Linked DNA regions of Homo sapiens: all the other regions are linked to region 3. A link is a loop called in an ENCODE intact Hi-C map of the cell type or tissue named here. Cell type or tissue: OCI-LY7. All regions are shown on one strand.

Region 1 (5,000 bases), 660 kb after region 3:
TCCACCATGATCAAGTGGGCTTCATCCCTGGGATGCAAGGCTGGTTCAATATACGCAAATCAATAAATGTAATCCAGCATATAAACAGAACCAAAGACAAAAACCACATGATTATCTCAATAGATGCAGAAAAGGCCTTTGACAAAATTCAACAACGCTTCATGCTAAAAACTCTCAATAAATTAGGTATTGATGGGACGTATCTCAAAATAATAAGAGCTATCTATGACAAACCCACAGCCAATATCATACTGAATGGGCAAAAACTGGAAGCATTCCCTTTGAAAACTGGCACAAGACAGGGATGCCCTCTCTCACCACTCCTATTCAACGTAGTGTTGGAAGTTCTGGCCAGGGCAATCAGGCAGGAGAAGGAAATAAAGGGTATTCAATTAGGAAAAGAGGAAGTCAAATTGTCCCTGTTTGCAGATGACATGATTGTATATCTAGAAAATCCCATTGTCTCAGCCCAAAATCTCCTTAAGCTGATAAGCAAATTCAGCAAAGTCTCAGGATACAAAATTAATGTACAAAAATCACAAGCATTCTTATACACCAATAACAGACAAACAGCGAGCCAAATCATGAGTGAACTCCCATTCACAACTGCTACAAAGAGAATAAAATACCTAGGAATCCAATTTACAAGGGATGTGAAGGACCTCTTCAAGGAGAACTACAAACCACTGCTCAAGGAAATAAAAGAGGATACAAACAAATGGAAGAACATTCCATGTTCATGGGTAGGAAGAATCAATATCATGAAAATGGCCATACTGCCCAAGGTAATTTATAGATTCAATGCCATCCCCATCAAGCTACCAATGACTTTCTTCACAGAATTGGAAAAAACTACTTTAAAGTTCATATGGAACCCAAAAAGAGCCTGCATCGCCAAGTCAATCCTAAGCCAAAAGAACAAAGCTGGAGTCATCACGCTACCTGACTTCAAACTATAACAGCCCTATTTCTAAATAAGGTCACTTTCTGAGGTACTAGTGGTAAGCACTTCAACATATAAAATTTAGCGGGACACAGTTCAACCCATAACATGATTTTTCTATGTAATATAGTTTAGAAGTAGCTGGTTTGGACATATTTAACAAGTCCAGTACTTGGGAAATATGCTATTAAAATTTTTTCCATTATATTACAATTTATATAAATATACTTGGATATTGATGTTCTCTTTTTTGTTAATGGAAAATAAGCTGATTTTAGAATTTTAACAAAACCTCCAATACTTCTTATTTTACTTTACATCAAGGTTGGGTCAATATATCTACATTGAAATTTCCTCAGATAACCAAAATATCAGACATTAAGAAATAATCTAGGACATTGTGGAATTTTTTATGAGTATAAATGTTTTGATTAACTTTTGTGTAGCCATAATTATTAAGATACTCTTTCTAACTGAGGAGCTCCCTGTTTGCAATACTGAGAACCAGCTATGTACTACAAGGTCTAGAGATAAATGCCAAAGGTTGAGGAGAAAATATGTTTATACAAATCTCTAGAAATGGCATTTTGAAGTGAAACCTTGATGCCATTTGATTTGTTATAATTTTTTTCTTTACAATTTCATCAAAATAAAGATTCAAAAAGAAATGAATCTGGTTAACGAAGTCCCTGTTTGATTTTAATAAATCAAACCAATTTGGTTTTTTTATGAAGTTATGTTTAATTCATATTAAATCATTTTATTAAATGTCTGAGGAAAAAAATCTCAAATTTTAAAAACTTTAAACCATAAAGCAGCTCATCATAGAACATGTATTATTTTAGACTCTTGTGCTCATTAAACACAGAATTGGCAAACAATTTTGGAAATTGTATCATATATGGAATGAGAGGAGTTAAGACAACAACCTAAGTTATTGTCCGTAAAAGAAATTCTGCTTCCTAATTCAATAAGCCTTTAGAGAACCTAAGTTGCCACAGTTACCTCACTAAAGAAAAGACAAACAACGACACCTTGTGGCTAAAAACCTTCTTCCATTTTTGACAATTTTGAGTTTCCGAGGCTTGATACGAAGTTGTAGCCTTTCTAGATGAATACACAGCATTAGATAAAAGAATTATAAATATATAATAAAATTGAACATACATATTCAGTTTGTATGCTAATGAAATTAGATTTAAAAATAAAATTGATTTCAATAGCTCTGGTTTCTTTTTCCTATAAAAGTAACATTTAATGTGATTCAAAACTAACCATCTAAAATAAAATCGTAACAACAAATTACAAATGAGCATTTTAGTTTCTAGTAATGTATCCATTATTTAGTATAAATGTATATTGGTAAATTGGATAAACTGACAACCCGAGTACTTCCTACAGCTTTATGATTCAGCTAATAGAAACCATTATCACAATGCTCGTACCTGAAGCACCCAAAAAAAATAATTTCTAAGTCATAGTCCTTTGATCAAGACTCAAAAACATACAGCAAAAGGGAAAAATGTAATCTTTTTTTTCTTTTTTTTTTGAGTTGGACTCTTGATTTGTCACCCAGGCTGGAGTACAGTGGCATGATCTTGGCTAACTGCAATCTCTGCCTCCCAGGTTCAAGCAACTCTCCTGCCTTGGCCTCCCAAGTAGCTGGAACTACAGGCATGTGCCACCACACCTGGCTAGTTTTTGTTTTGTTTTGTTTTCTTGTTTGTTTGTTTTTTAGTAGAGACGGGGTTTCACCATGTTGGCCAGGTTGGTCTCAAACTCCTGACCTCAAGTGATCCGCTCACCATGGCCTACCAAAGTGCTAAGATTACAGGCATGAGCCACCGTGCCCATAATCATTAACTTTTCTTCAAACAGTTGTGTCGTCTGTCATAAATACCGAAGGTCCCATCATATTTACTCAAAATACTAAAAGACTAAAGAGAAAGACACTGTTTTTTCATGACCTCATTAATTTCTCAGTCTGGATTTAAGGCATTTTTATATGCCAAATCATTATTTAGGAGACCTATTAAAAGCCATCATTTTCTCACAGGAAGTGTTAAAATAAATAGGACGTTTTGAAAACTAGTCATTATATTTTGTATCTAGAAGTAGCTGGGGATAAGTGAGAGTCATGTAGATTTTCCCATGTTTGTCGAGATCCACTTGTCTTATGATACTGCTTCTGATCAAAATCATATGAATGCTTCTCAGAACCATTCCCTGAGAAAAAACATCTCCTCATCCTTTTAGTTTTGAATTTTTCTCTTTGTCCATTAGATCTATGACTTTATTGTAAACTACCTCAAATCCTTGGTGGAGCCAGCTGGTTAGGAAAACAAATTAAAATAATAAAGGATGAAATGAGTAATTATAGCTAGCACCTATGGAAAACTTACTGCATAAAACGCAGTGTTCTGAGTGCTTTACATGATTTAACTACAATTTCACTTCAAAAGCCTGTATGTATGTGGTAGATACTATCCCCATTTTATAGGTGGGACAACTGCGTCATTGATTAAGTATCTCACCCAGGGTTGCAGAGCTAGTAAGTGGCAGTTCTAGGATTCAAACGCGGGCAATTTTCTAAAGGCTGCTATCCTGATTCAAAAGGAGAGGGAAACACCATTGGTTTCCCAGCTTGGAGACAGTTCAGAGATGGATGCCAGTCATGGTGCAAACAGGAGACCTCAGACAAGCTACTCAGCATCCATAAACTTCTAGAGGCTTAAATGTATTTAAGCAATACATGTATTTTTCAAGAATTCCAGGATTCAGTGAGCTTTCTGGTAAAGCTTTGGCCAGAAGACCACCATCCTATTGCTTATAAATTGTTTGTTGAGGGGAACAAAGAGGGCATTTAAAAGGAACCAGTTCCTATATTCCACTTGGAAGTCTTGGGCTTCTAGGGAACAACCATGTTTTGATTCTCCAGATATCACGATCATTTAACAAATGAAATGCTGAGTCTGAGAAAAATAAAACTGAATATTACATTCGAAGTCGTTTTGCCCTACCACAATATCTTTCATGGCTCCAAGGCATGTCATCAAGTGCTCAAAATATCCTCTAAGGAACTTTCACTTAATTTGCTTGATTTTTAAATATATATTTTTAATTCACCTGATATTTGAAAGAGCCACAAATCCCACAAATTACTGTATTTACTCTGTGGAGCCTGGGGAATTTAGGATTAACTGAGCAGTTGGGGTGTGGGGGGTGGGGGTGGAAAGTGTTAAACTAAAAATAAAAAGGTTTAAAATGTTTTCCAAAATTCTTGAGCATAAGAATGTAGGATTTAGTACTCTAATTAATGGGATTAGATGGTTTAGAGGAGCTTGAAAATGGATAAACTGGAATTTTTCACAGTAAAGTAGACAATTCTAACTTCATTTACCTTAAAGTAGAAAAATTACATTAACTCATCTGTATCTCCAGAGTGCTGACACAAAGTGGATCTTGTTTATACTAAATAGAATAGAGAAAAAAATTTTCAAAGACTGGGCAAAGATAAAGCTGCAATAAAAGTCATCAGTGCTTGAAACACTCAAATGTTCCCTGAAGACTTGACTTTAAATTTCCAATTTAAATGGAAAAACTCTTAAACAGCATCACATTTACAATGGTGCACGCCAGTTATGTAATAGGAGGATAGACATAAATGCCAAAGGTTAAGTAAATAAATTGGTATTTATACACAGCTCTAGAAATGGTATTTTGAAATGAACCCTTGGTTTCTGTTTGATTTGGACCATCTCTCTTTCTCTTACTAATCCAGTTCAATCAAAACAAAATAAGGATTCAATAAAGACTGAATCTGGTTAACGAAGTTCCTATCAATTTCAGTAATTTAAACCAATCTGTTTCTTTGAAGTTATATTTAATTTATATTGAGTTATTCTATTAAATTTTTTAAAATCCTCAAACTTTAAAAACTCTTTTAAATATGCCACAGTTCACCATAGAATACGGATAGAACCTAAAATAAAATGTGGCTTTTAGTGAGTGACCAATAATTGCAGTAGTTTTTATTGTTATTAAGAGTTTTAATTTA
Region 2 (5,000 bases), 55 kb after region 3:
TCAGACACACTCTAATGAAAGTCAGCTTTCTTTCAAATCATTTTAAAAAAAATTGTATCCTTTATTTCCTATTTTGTGTAAAAAAAGGAGTATGGATCTTTATACAGATAGAGTGAAGTGGAGATTTGCAAAACCACTGAAGTATTTTAAAGATTGTAAAATAATCATAATAACAATTATGTATTGAATAAGAATGGTAGTCACTGCCCTAAATATTTAACCTGGTTTATCGTATTTAACTTCCCAAACCACTGTATGAGGTAGACATTACTATTATCATTCCCATTTTACAAAAGAAAAAACCGTATCGATAACGCTTCAAATTGATGCTCAGACCACTTCCCTGCCTTCCGGTCATAAGCACACAAGTTTACTTAGCCTAAAGAAACTTCTCCTAGTTGTCAATATGATTAAATTATATAAATATTATTTAATTATCTCAAGTTCTGAAAATAAGATATATTTAACTATGAAGATTTAATAAGGCAAAAGTATAAGGACAGATGAGTTATGTTTTCCATTAAAATACTAGTTTTTAAACTCAGAGTATTGACACTCTAAAACAATGTTAAAAACAAGCTGACCGGGGAGGATTGCTTGAGGCTAGGAGTTCGAGACCAGCTTGGGCAGCATAATGAGACTCCATCTTAATAAATACATTAAAAACCATTAGGGAGTGTCGTGGTGCAAGCCTATAATCCCTGCTACTCAGGAGGCTGAGCCATGATCACACCACTGCTCTCCAGCCTAGGTGACAGAGCAAGACCATGTCCAAAAAAAAAAAAAAAAATGAAACATAACAACAAAACATAACACTGTTTCCCCAGTTTCAATTTCTATTATATAAAAATCCTCATTTGCAGTTTTACAATGCTATCTATATGGCTACCACCTTTTCATTAAATAGTTCTATTGTCTTTATGAACTCTCTCTGACTTGCATTTGGCATATATTGAGAACTCTTAAAATTCAGTAAAATATACAAAAAACAATACAAACTAGGCAAAATATTTCAGCAGACATTCCACCGAAGAATATACATAAATGTCAAATATACTTATCAAAGATACTCAGTATCATTAGTCATTAGTGAAATGCAAATTAAACTCAACTAGATACCACAACAAATCTCTTAGAGTGGCTAAGAAATACTCAAAATACCAAGTGCTAGCAAGAATGCAGACAAACTGGAACATTCAAACACAGGTGTTAGGAAATAGTACAGCCCATTTGAACTATTTGACAGTTCATTATACACTCGCTATCAAACCAGCCACTCTACTTTTAGGTGTTTGCCCAACTAAAAACTTATGTTTACGCAAAAACCTGCATATCAATATTTATAGTAGCTTACACCTGTTGGTGCAATAGTAATTGTGTTTTTTTTTAAACAGCATTACTTTCAATGGTAAAAACTGCAATTACTTTTGCACCAAACTAATATAAAACAATTTGGGGAGAACTGGCACCTTTACTATGTTGAATGTTCTAATCTATCTGTATTTGATTTTAAAAAATTTCCCTTATTAACATTTTGTAGTTTTCACCACGTCAATTCTGTACATGTTTTGTTATATTACTATCTAAGTAGTAAATTTTCTTTGGAATGATTGCAAATGGTAGTTGAGTTTTAATTTCAATTTCTAAATATTCCTTGTTTGCATACAAATTGTGATTAAGTTTTGTCTGTTGATCTTGTAACCTGCAGCCTTGGTGAACTCACTTATTGGTTCTAGGAGTATTTTATAATATATTTATAGGGCTAGTCTACACACCACCTGTTATGGCGAGGTCCCTCTTGCTGGTTGGTGCACAGCTACCTGGGTATTCCTGGATGTGGGAGTGGGGTTTCAGGATAAGCCTGGTGGGAGAGTGCTTCTACTGGCCCCTCTATGTTTACTGGGTCCTGATTGATTCCTCTTGCTGGTGGAATCTTGCTTGGTATTATTGGAGGGACATGCATTTGATCCAAGGGAGACTTAATCCTTTCTGAGCCACCTTCTTTTGCTAGATTATGGGCTGGGAAACACTTGGCCTGTGTGGCCTTCTTCTGTTTGGTGGGGGAATATAAGACAAACTGCCATTATAATTTGGCTTTCCTCCAGTCCTAGGATTCCAAATCAGTTTGTCTTCCTCTTCCCTGCTTAAAACGTTTTCCCTAAGGGTATACAAAAACCTTCATTTTCTGGATTTTACCTGTAAGGGATAATTGGAAGGACAGCTGAGTTCAGGCAAGCTGATTTATTATCAGTCCTGCCGGGCTACCTCCTGATAAAAGCAGAGGAGGCAGCCCTGCTTTCAGACCATTGCATGGCTTTACAAGGCGAGGAACAGGGTCAGGGTGGGGGAGCTGAGATGGGTGTGCAGGTGTCTTGACCGCATCCTGGAGATGTTTTTTGCCAGCTTTGTTATGCAAGGTGAACAGACATGTCAACCGCATCCTGTAACTGACTGGTTAGTTACTGGAGGGGTCAGTGAAGGGGGGTTTGTCTTTAGCCCTGGGGGAGCTGTGCGGATGTCACAAACGACTGCATTGTAAGACCCATGGGAAGGGAGGGGGAACAGTCTGGTTGGGGTGACCCTAACATTACCTATCTCTACAAATTCCCTGTCATGTGCTTAAAAAAAAAAAAGACACCAGCCAGAGTTGACAGGCAAAGACAATTGCAGAGGGAGGCAAGACTATTGCAATAGGGGAGAGAGACTAAATTTAACTCCCCTGAAACAAAAGATGGGACAGTTTTTAATGACAAAGTACTAGAGAACTTTGCAGGGAGGTTGGTAAACATGATTCGGCCATCTGTGTTTGCTAATACGTGCTTATCTAAGTTAAGCTCCTACATTTCTATAGAGACTGGATGAAGGCACTCCATCTTTCTTGGTGTATACTTTTCAAAAGGATGACTCTCAGGACCTGGAGAAAGACATTCCTAGTCTGTAAAACTTGCAAGAGAAGATTTACATCTCTAAGCTGCAGCGAAAGAATTTACAATTTTAACTTTTCTAAAGTAACTGCTCTAAGAAAAGAGAGATCAAGGGCCTAGAGTCAGGAAGAAACTTGTCTGAAGTTGAGTCAGGTTCAGGGGAACTTCTAAGGCTGCCTTGGTCAGTGCCAGATGACTTAAAATTTCCGGAATGCCATCTGCTAATTTGCACTTTCTTGTTTTTGCACATGTTGGTTTCTCTGTAAAATATCCTCTCCTCTTTGTTTTCCTGACAGTTTCCTTATTTTGTTTCAATAATCTGTTCAATCTTTACCTCTTCTGTGAGGTACACTCCTGGTTACTCCATATCAGTTGATAAGGCACATTTTGTACCACCTTTTTGAAGCATAATGTTGACTTTCTTTAGAAAGCATATTCTGATGCTTTCAAAAAGACCCAGCCACCTCTTTTTGATCACTTTGTAAAACATAAAATGTCTTTTTGTTACAGGACTTTTCATTAGTTCAGCTCAAGATGAGGTCCTTATCACACAGCTACGAAAATTTAGGCTAGCGGACGATTTGAGGAGTGAAAAAAATGGAAAAGGGGGGAAACACAGACTCTCCACAAAGGCAGAGTCCCTGCTGGTGCGCTTCCCGCCTCGCAGTTTGAATCCCAGGTTCCACACAGGAAGAGGAGGGGCTAAGCTCCTCCCTGCTGCAAAACCCACAGGAACTTCCTGAGTTTCCACCCCAGTGCCCAAGGCCAGCTGGAGTTTTTATGGGGAGTCCTTCCCACTTGTCTGCCTCATTTTTGTATAGGATTTACATAATTTCATTGTTTATACATCTCTCCTTCACTCTATCTCTCACATCTCTCTCTCTTTTTTTTTTTTTTCAGTTGAGACAGACTCTCACTCTGTTGCCCAGGCTGGAGTGCAGTGGCGCGATCTCAGCTCACTGCAATCTCTGTCTCCTGGGTTCAAGCGATTCTTCTGTCTCACCCTCCCAAGGAACTGCAATTACAGGCGCATGCTACGACACCTGGCTAATTTTTGTTTGTTAGTTTGTTTTTGGGACAGAGCCTCAGTCTGTCGCCCAGGCTGGAGTGCAGTGGCCTGATCTCTGCTCACTGCAACCTCTGCCTCCCGGGTTCACTCCATTCTCCTGCCTCAGCCTCCCGAGTAGCTGGGACTACAGGCGCCTGCCACCATGCCCGGCTCATTTTTTGTATTTTTAGTAGAGACGGGGTTTCACCATGTTAGCCAGGATGGTCTCGATCTCCTGACCTCAAGTAATCTGCCCACTTCGGCCTCCCAAAGTGCTGGGATTATAGGCGTGAGCCACCGCTCCCAGCCTCTCTCATATATATCTATATATGAAACTCTATCCCCACTCATGATGTAAAGCTTGAAGCTAAGTAAGCACTCAAAAATACTTTAAATTGAATAATTAAAGCAATTTTCACATTGTGTTAAAATTTTAATAATATGTCTCTTCATTCTTGTCTCTGAGTAACTTGAGTTCATTCATCTTGTGAAAAAGGCCCTAGCACCTTGTCTGGCAGCTGCTTACTGATTATTTAATGAACAAATGGATGAGTAATAATAATTTATAAAGCAAAATTATTTTTCCAGAAAAGTAACAATTTTGTATCAAAACTTGGAATGTCATATTAAAGTCCTTAAAAATTAAATTTACTTAAGAATTAAAAGCCTCAGATTTTATGTTTAAAAGGTAACTATGTCTTTTTTCCTTCAACTATTAATTTTGTTTTTCACAAATGGCCAACTCTTTTTTTTAAATGACTCCTTTTCTCCTAGAATCAGAAATTGTACTTTGAAAATATACTCTAGATTTAACAATTCAAATAGCCCACTAACACTGACAATTTTGATGTAAAAGAATGATTTTCTTCTGGGAAATTTTATATTTATGCATTTAAATTTCTCTTGATTGTTTTTCCATGTACTTCAGAAAGCTGTGAATTTTTTTTTCAGCCTTCCACTTTTGTGTGTAGTTATCAAGTTTTAGCTCATCAAACTGCTGAATTTAAGCTTTATCTGTCTAATTAATA
Region 3 (5,000 bases):
TGCATTAATTTGACTAAGAATGACAGACTAACAAATGTGAGTAGCCAGAAATCACACACATCACACCTTCTGAAAATGTCTGTGGAACCAACTGCAGATGAACACATAGGCCAGTACGTCTTGGTAGGCAGCACAGGTGGTGATTCCCTTACTCATCTGCTATGGTGTATAAACTTCAACTTCAAGGCCTAAAAGCCTCACAACCCCATAATTGGAGGTGTTCTGAGTTTGTCTTGCTCTGCTAGGTCTCTGAGCATTACTCTGGTATGTGATGACCAATGGAAGACTTGTCTAGCTACCATTGGTTTTGAGTCTTTTCTAGTACATGTTGTTCCTATTGGTCTAGTATATCTGCTGTCTGAGCATTCACCTTTGTTCACTTACTATTTCACACATTTCTAGAATTACTCTATCAACATAGAAATAGTATTGGATGATGGATGCCACTCCAACTAGTTATGAACAAATGTGGCACTTTATCAGTAGTTGAGCAACAGGCTAAGAAACAGTAAACACTTCAGGACAGAAGGTTGGATAACTTATTATGTGGCAAATATTTCATAAAATTGCTGTGTGCCATAATGTGAAAAGCAGACCAAGATTTTACTGTACCTGTATTTCTTGGGAAATTTTGTTCTAAAAATTAAAAACATTTGTGTATGTTGGCTTTACTCCCTCTCCCTGTAAAATGGGACTTTAAGAAATAACAGTTCATGCAATAACTATCTGCTTTGATAGCTGAAATGGGAAAGAATAGAGAAATTTACCGCTTAGCAAGATTGAGAAAATCTACAGACAAGAAGGGTAAAACAAGACAGAGAACAAGTTAAGGGCAACAAATACCCAGTAAAGTTTCCCAGTTAATCTAAGTGACTCAGTCCAGAAGCAAAGATCAGATAAGGTTTTACTTTGCCTTTCAAGTGAAGTGTTTTAGGTGGTCTCAAAATAGCCACCATTAGGTTGAGAGTGAAAGGTGTGGAAGGGAGAAAACGAGGTAAGACAGACTTGAGAATTATTTCTAACAAAGGACTTTCATATAGTTCCTGGTACTTAGCATTGATTAGAAGCAAAAGCCTCCCCAAGTCACAGGAAATTTTTCTGGGGAAATTTGATAACTAGTTGTATGTATCAACTTGACTGGATATTACTTTCTCCTACTTGATGATTCAGACACTCGGACTGTTTCTAAATTTTTGTGCAAATAGTTCCCAAGGATTCAGGGACTTCTGTTCCCAGCTCAAAATCTGGGATCTCACTCCCTGATTCTGTATTCTAGCAACTCCAACACAGATCCTACACTGTCATGATCCTGCGTTTCAGTAACTAGCAGACAACTATATGCCCTTATCCCCTTTCCCATCCATTTTATAGTTACAGTGCAGGGACAAGACATCCATGATAAAAAGCAAAACAAATATGCCACCTGAATATTCAGAGAAGGGAAGAATAAGAAAACACACCAACTCCAGTTCAAGGCAAAGGGGCAATCCTATAGGAGGGCGTCATGAAGCCCTGCTCTGGCAGGGGTGGAAGTTCCTGAGTAGACAGTAATTCTGCTCTCTGAAAGGATCATTGTTCTCTGTGAGCCTTCATTGCACTCTACATAGATTTCCTAGTTCATGTTCCTGTTAGAGTCATAGGTGAGGTGGATGTCTACAAGAGTATTTAAGGAGGAAATCAAAACCTGACTTGATAGACTGAGTAAAGATCACCCTTCACCAGTGCAGGTGGGCGTCATTCAATCCACAGAGACCCTGAACAGAACAAAAAGGTGAAGGAAGGAAGAATTCACACTCTCTTTTTCAGCCAGGACATCTGTCTTCTGCTCTTGGACATCAGTGCTCCTGATTCCCAGGCCTTAGGACTTGAGTCAGGACTTTTATCATTGGCCCTCCATTCAGTTCTTGGATTGCAAGTATACCAGCAGCTTTTCTAAGCCTCTAGCTTGCAGACAACAGACCATGTGACTTCTCAGCCTCCAGAAGAATGTGAGCCAATCCCTCATTAAAAAATCTTTTTGTATATATCGCTCTATATATGTCCTAACAATTCTGTTTCTCTGGAGAACCGTAGCAATAAAAAAAAATCAAAATCCCTGAAGTAGAAAGCCTTTGATATTTGTTCTTGAACTGCTATCAGATCCCAAAACACACACAAGCACAAAGCATGCTAGTAAAGCCCCACAGCCATCACAGAGGGAATAACGCCAACATCCACCTCACCTCTGACTCTAACAGGAACATGAACTAGGAAATCTATGCAGAGTGCAATGAAGGCTCACAGAGAACAATGATCCTTTCAGAGAGCAGAATTACTGTCTACTCAGGAACTTCCACCCCTGCCAGAGCAGGGCTTCATGACGCCCTCCTATAGGATTGCCCCTTTGCCTTGAACTGGAGTTGGTGTGTTTTCTTATTCTTCCCTTCTCTGAATATTCAGGTGGCATATTTGTTTTGCTTTTTGTCATGGATGTCTTATCCCTGCGCTGTAACTATATAATGGATGGGGAGGGGAGATAAGGGCATATAGTTGTCTGCTAGTTACTGAAACGCAGGATCATGACAGTGTAGGATCTGTGTTGGAGTTGCTAGAATACAGAATCGGGGAGTGAGATCCCAGATTTTGAGCTGGGAACAGAAGTCCCTGAATCCTTGGGAACTATTTGCACAAAAATTTAGAAACAGTCCGAGTGCCTGAATCATCAAGTAGGAGAAAGTAATATCCACAAGTTATGATAGTGTAAAATTCTATTGTGTTAAGCCACTGAAATTTGCAGGTTTCTTTCTTAAAATACTAGTGTTATCCTTAGTTGGCAATTCTCAAATTAGTATTCATTTTCAGCACCTAAAGAGCCTTTTCAGACTTTTTATTTATAATGACCTCTTATTAAATTTTACTGTCTGTTTATGTTTTATATGTGTATCTTTGCATTACATATAAGAAGAGAACTATTCTCCCTCCACACCAGAATCATTTTTTTTTTTGCCCCTTGAGGGCGCAATTGCCTGATTGAGAACAGGTGCCCAGAATGATGCTAAGATGTGTTCCCTCTCCTGCCCACCTCTCTTTCCTCTCTTAAGGTTCCCATCTATCACTGCACACTAATCATGTTCACCTTCTTTCTATTTCTTGAACATGAAAAGCTCTTTCTAACCTGAAGGTCTTTTTTATTTGTTTACTCTTTTCCTTGAAAACTTTTAATTTCAGTCTTTGTACTGCTGACTTCCTCTAATTTTTTGTGATATTTCTTAACATTTTCTTAAATGTTACCTTTTCAGAGAAACCTGTTTCTAAGGTGATCTACTCTTGTTATTCTTAGTATTCTGTTTTCTTTCATAGCACTTATGATAATTTTAATAATATATTTGACTATTTTGATATGTACTTATTCTTATGCCCGTCACTCACTACAAGACACTCCATATATACTTGGAATTAATATACTTGCTAATTAATACTGAAGAGCAGACATAAAAATGATAAGTTAATGAATAAAGCAAGCAAGCAAGAAAGAAAGGAATCAATAGCAGGTCAATTCCACTATTTTTAAATTAACCTTCTTTTCACTCCATTTCCTCTTTTGCTGTCTAGAGTTCAAAGTTCATATTTGGTTTTGCTAAACTTTAGAGAAATTTCTCATTAACCTGTGAAAGAAATGTTAAGTATAAAATTTCACTAAAGCTGAACAAGTTCATGCTCACCACTTCAGGTCCATCTGGTAGCTTCTTGCCCAGATTTCCTTCTCCTGAACTTCTCATCCAGAACTTTCAAGATGTTTTCCAGAGGCCCACGATAATACTTACTAATAAATATGTTACAAAAGTTAGTGACCACATGTACTACCTGAAGGTGTTTCCAAGGAGAAGATTTCCCCTCTCCACTGTCTTTCAAGGCCACCCCTCAGTGAAGTTGTAGTGTTCAGTCAACCCTTCTGTGAACCAGGCTTTAGTTTCCTTCTTCCTTTTTCATTCTTCTATTAGCTGGTCACTGGGGCTTCACACAAAGGCACAGGTGTAGGTGGAGATAGATATGTTGATGTAGAGTAGGTGGTGGATGGGGTGGTTCCTACTTGTTTATGTAATTTACTTATGCCATCCAGATCTGCTTGGGCTTAATCCCACATATACCACTTTCAATTTATACTGGTTTGTTGCTAGGTGGCCTACATTTATGACATGATGAGTCTGACAATGATTAGTGTATGATGGGCAGCTTTAGTCATATGGTCGTTTGATGCCTTACAATCAGATATTCAGTTTCCAGTAAGGCCCCCAATCCAGAAATTGTACTGCAAGTGGTTTACAATTCCCTGCTGAAGAGGAAGGTCTTATTCCAAACCCTAGTGGCCTGTGCTGTAACTTTCTTATTAGAGTACTCTGAGGACTCCACACAATGTTCTTTTCTACAGCAGAGCTCAGAATATTATAGCCTACGGGACAAATCTGACTCAGGGCCTGGTTTTGTAGTTAAGGTTTTATTGGAACATAGACACACTTATTTGTTTACATATTGTCTGTGGTTCCATTTGCACTACCAAGGCAGAGTTGAATAATTTTGGGATAATGGTAGCGTTGAATAGTTGTACTACATCAGCAGAGTGTAGTCATTGCAGCAAAGACCCTAAGGCCTTCAAAGCCTAAAATATTTACTACCTGGCCATTTACAGAAACATTCTGCTGACTCCTGCTCTATAACTTGTTGGATCTGCCAGATCATATCACCCAAGTGGTAAGGCTGTTTCTACAACAGCGTACAACTGCTGCTAAGCTGACTTCGGCTCTAGACCCACTCAAAATTGGCAGTGTTCTAAGTCACCTGATAAATGAATCAAAGCAGTACGCCCTAGTATGGTATGTGTTATTTCAAAAATCTGCAAATGTCTGCCAAGCATTGCAACCTTTCAGTAGCAGGAAGTTCTGATGTCCTGGCATGCACCATATCATTGGATCCTTAAAAGTTTCATTAATATGGCAGGTCCCTTGCTCTAGCAAGCAGTCAAC

Evidence for each region. Peaks named below come from ENCODE experiments on the same cell type or tissue, not always from the same donor. Only the 100,000 strongest peaks of a DNase experiment are listed, where the experiment ranks them.
Region 1: a loop joins it to region 3, with 11 times the contacts of the local background. A loop is called at or near these places in 18 of 110 quality-filtered maps.
Region 2: a loop joins it to region 3, with 7 times the contacts of the local background. A loop is called at or near these places in 2 of 110 quality-filtered maps.

The regions. Positions count from the first base shown.
Region 1 is chr4:175,535,074-175,540,073 of GRCh38, forward strand. No RefSeq gene overlaps it. Among named protein-coding and RNA genes, the nearest start is that of GPM6A-DT, 250 kb to the right of the region's middle. In OCI-LY7, CTCF peaks have their summits at 1,975 (motif pointing left) and 2,176; a DNase peak (open chromatin) is centred at 1,968.
Region 2 is chr4:174,925,949-174,930,948 of GRCh38, forward strand. All of the region lies in intron 2 of ADAM29 (ADAM metallopeptidase domain 29), which reads left to right. Among named protein-coding and RNA genes, the nearest start is that of ADAM29, 10 kb to the left of the region's middle. In OCI-LY7, no CTCF peak of the experiment used is centred here; DNase peaks (open chromatin) are centred at 1,233, 2,433, 3,113, 3,573 and 1 weaker place; H3K4me3 peaks cover 4,201 bases; H3K27ac peaks cover 5,000 bases.
Region 3 is chr4:174,871,129-174,876,128 of GRCh38, forward strand. It overlaps LOC101928551 (a long non-coding RNA gene), which reads left to right. Exons shown (of 5, transcript NR_125900.1): 5 at 4,667-4,836. Among named protein-coding and RNA genes, the nearest start is that of GLRA3, 44 kb to the left of the region's middle. In OCI-LY7, CTCF peaks have their summits at 2,997 (motif pointing right) and 3,202; DNase peaks (open chromatin) are centred at 3,013 and 3,993; H3K4me3 peaks cover 548 bases; H3K27ac peaks cover 1,756 bases.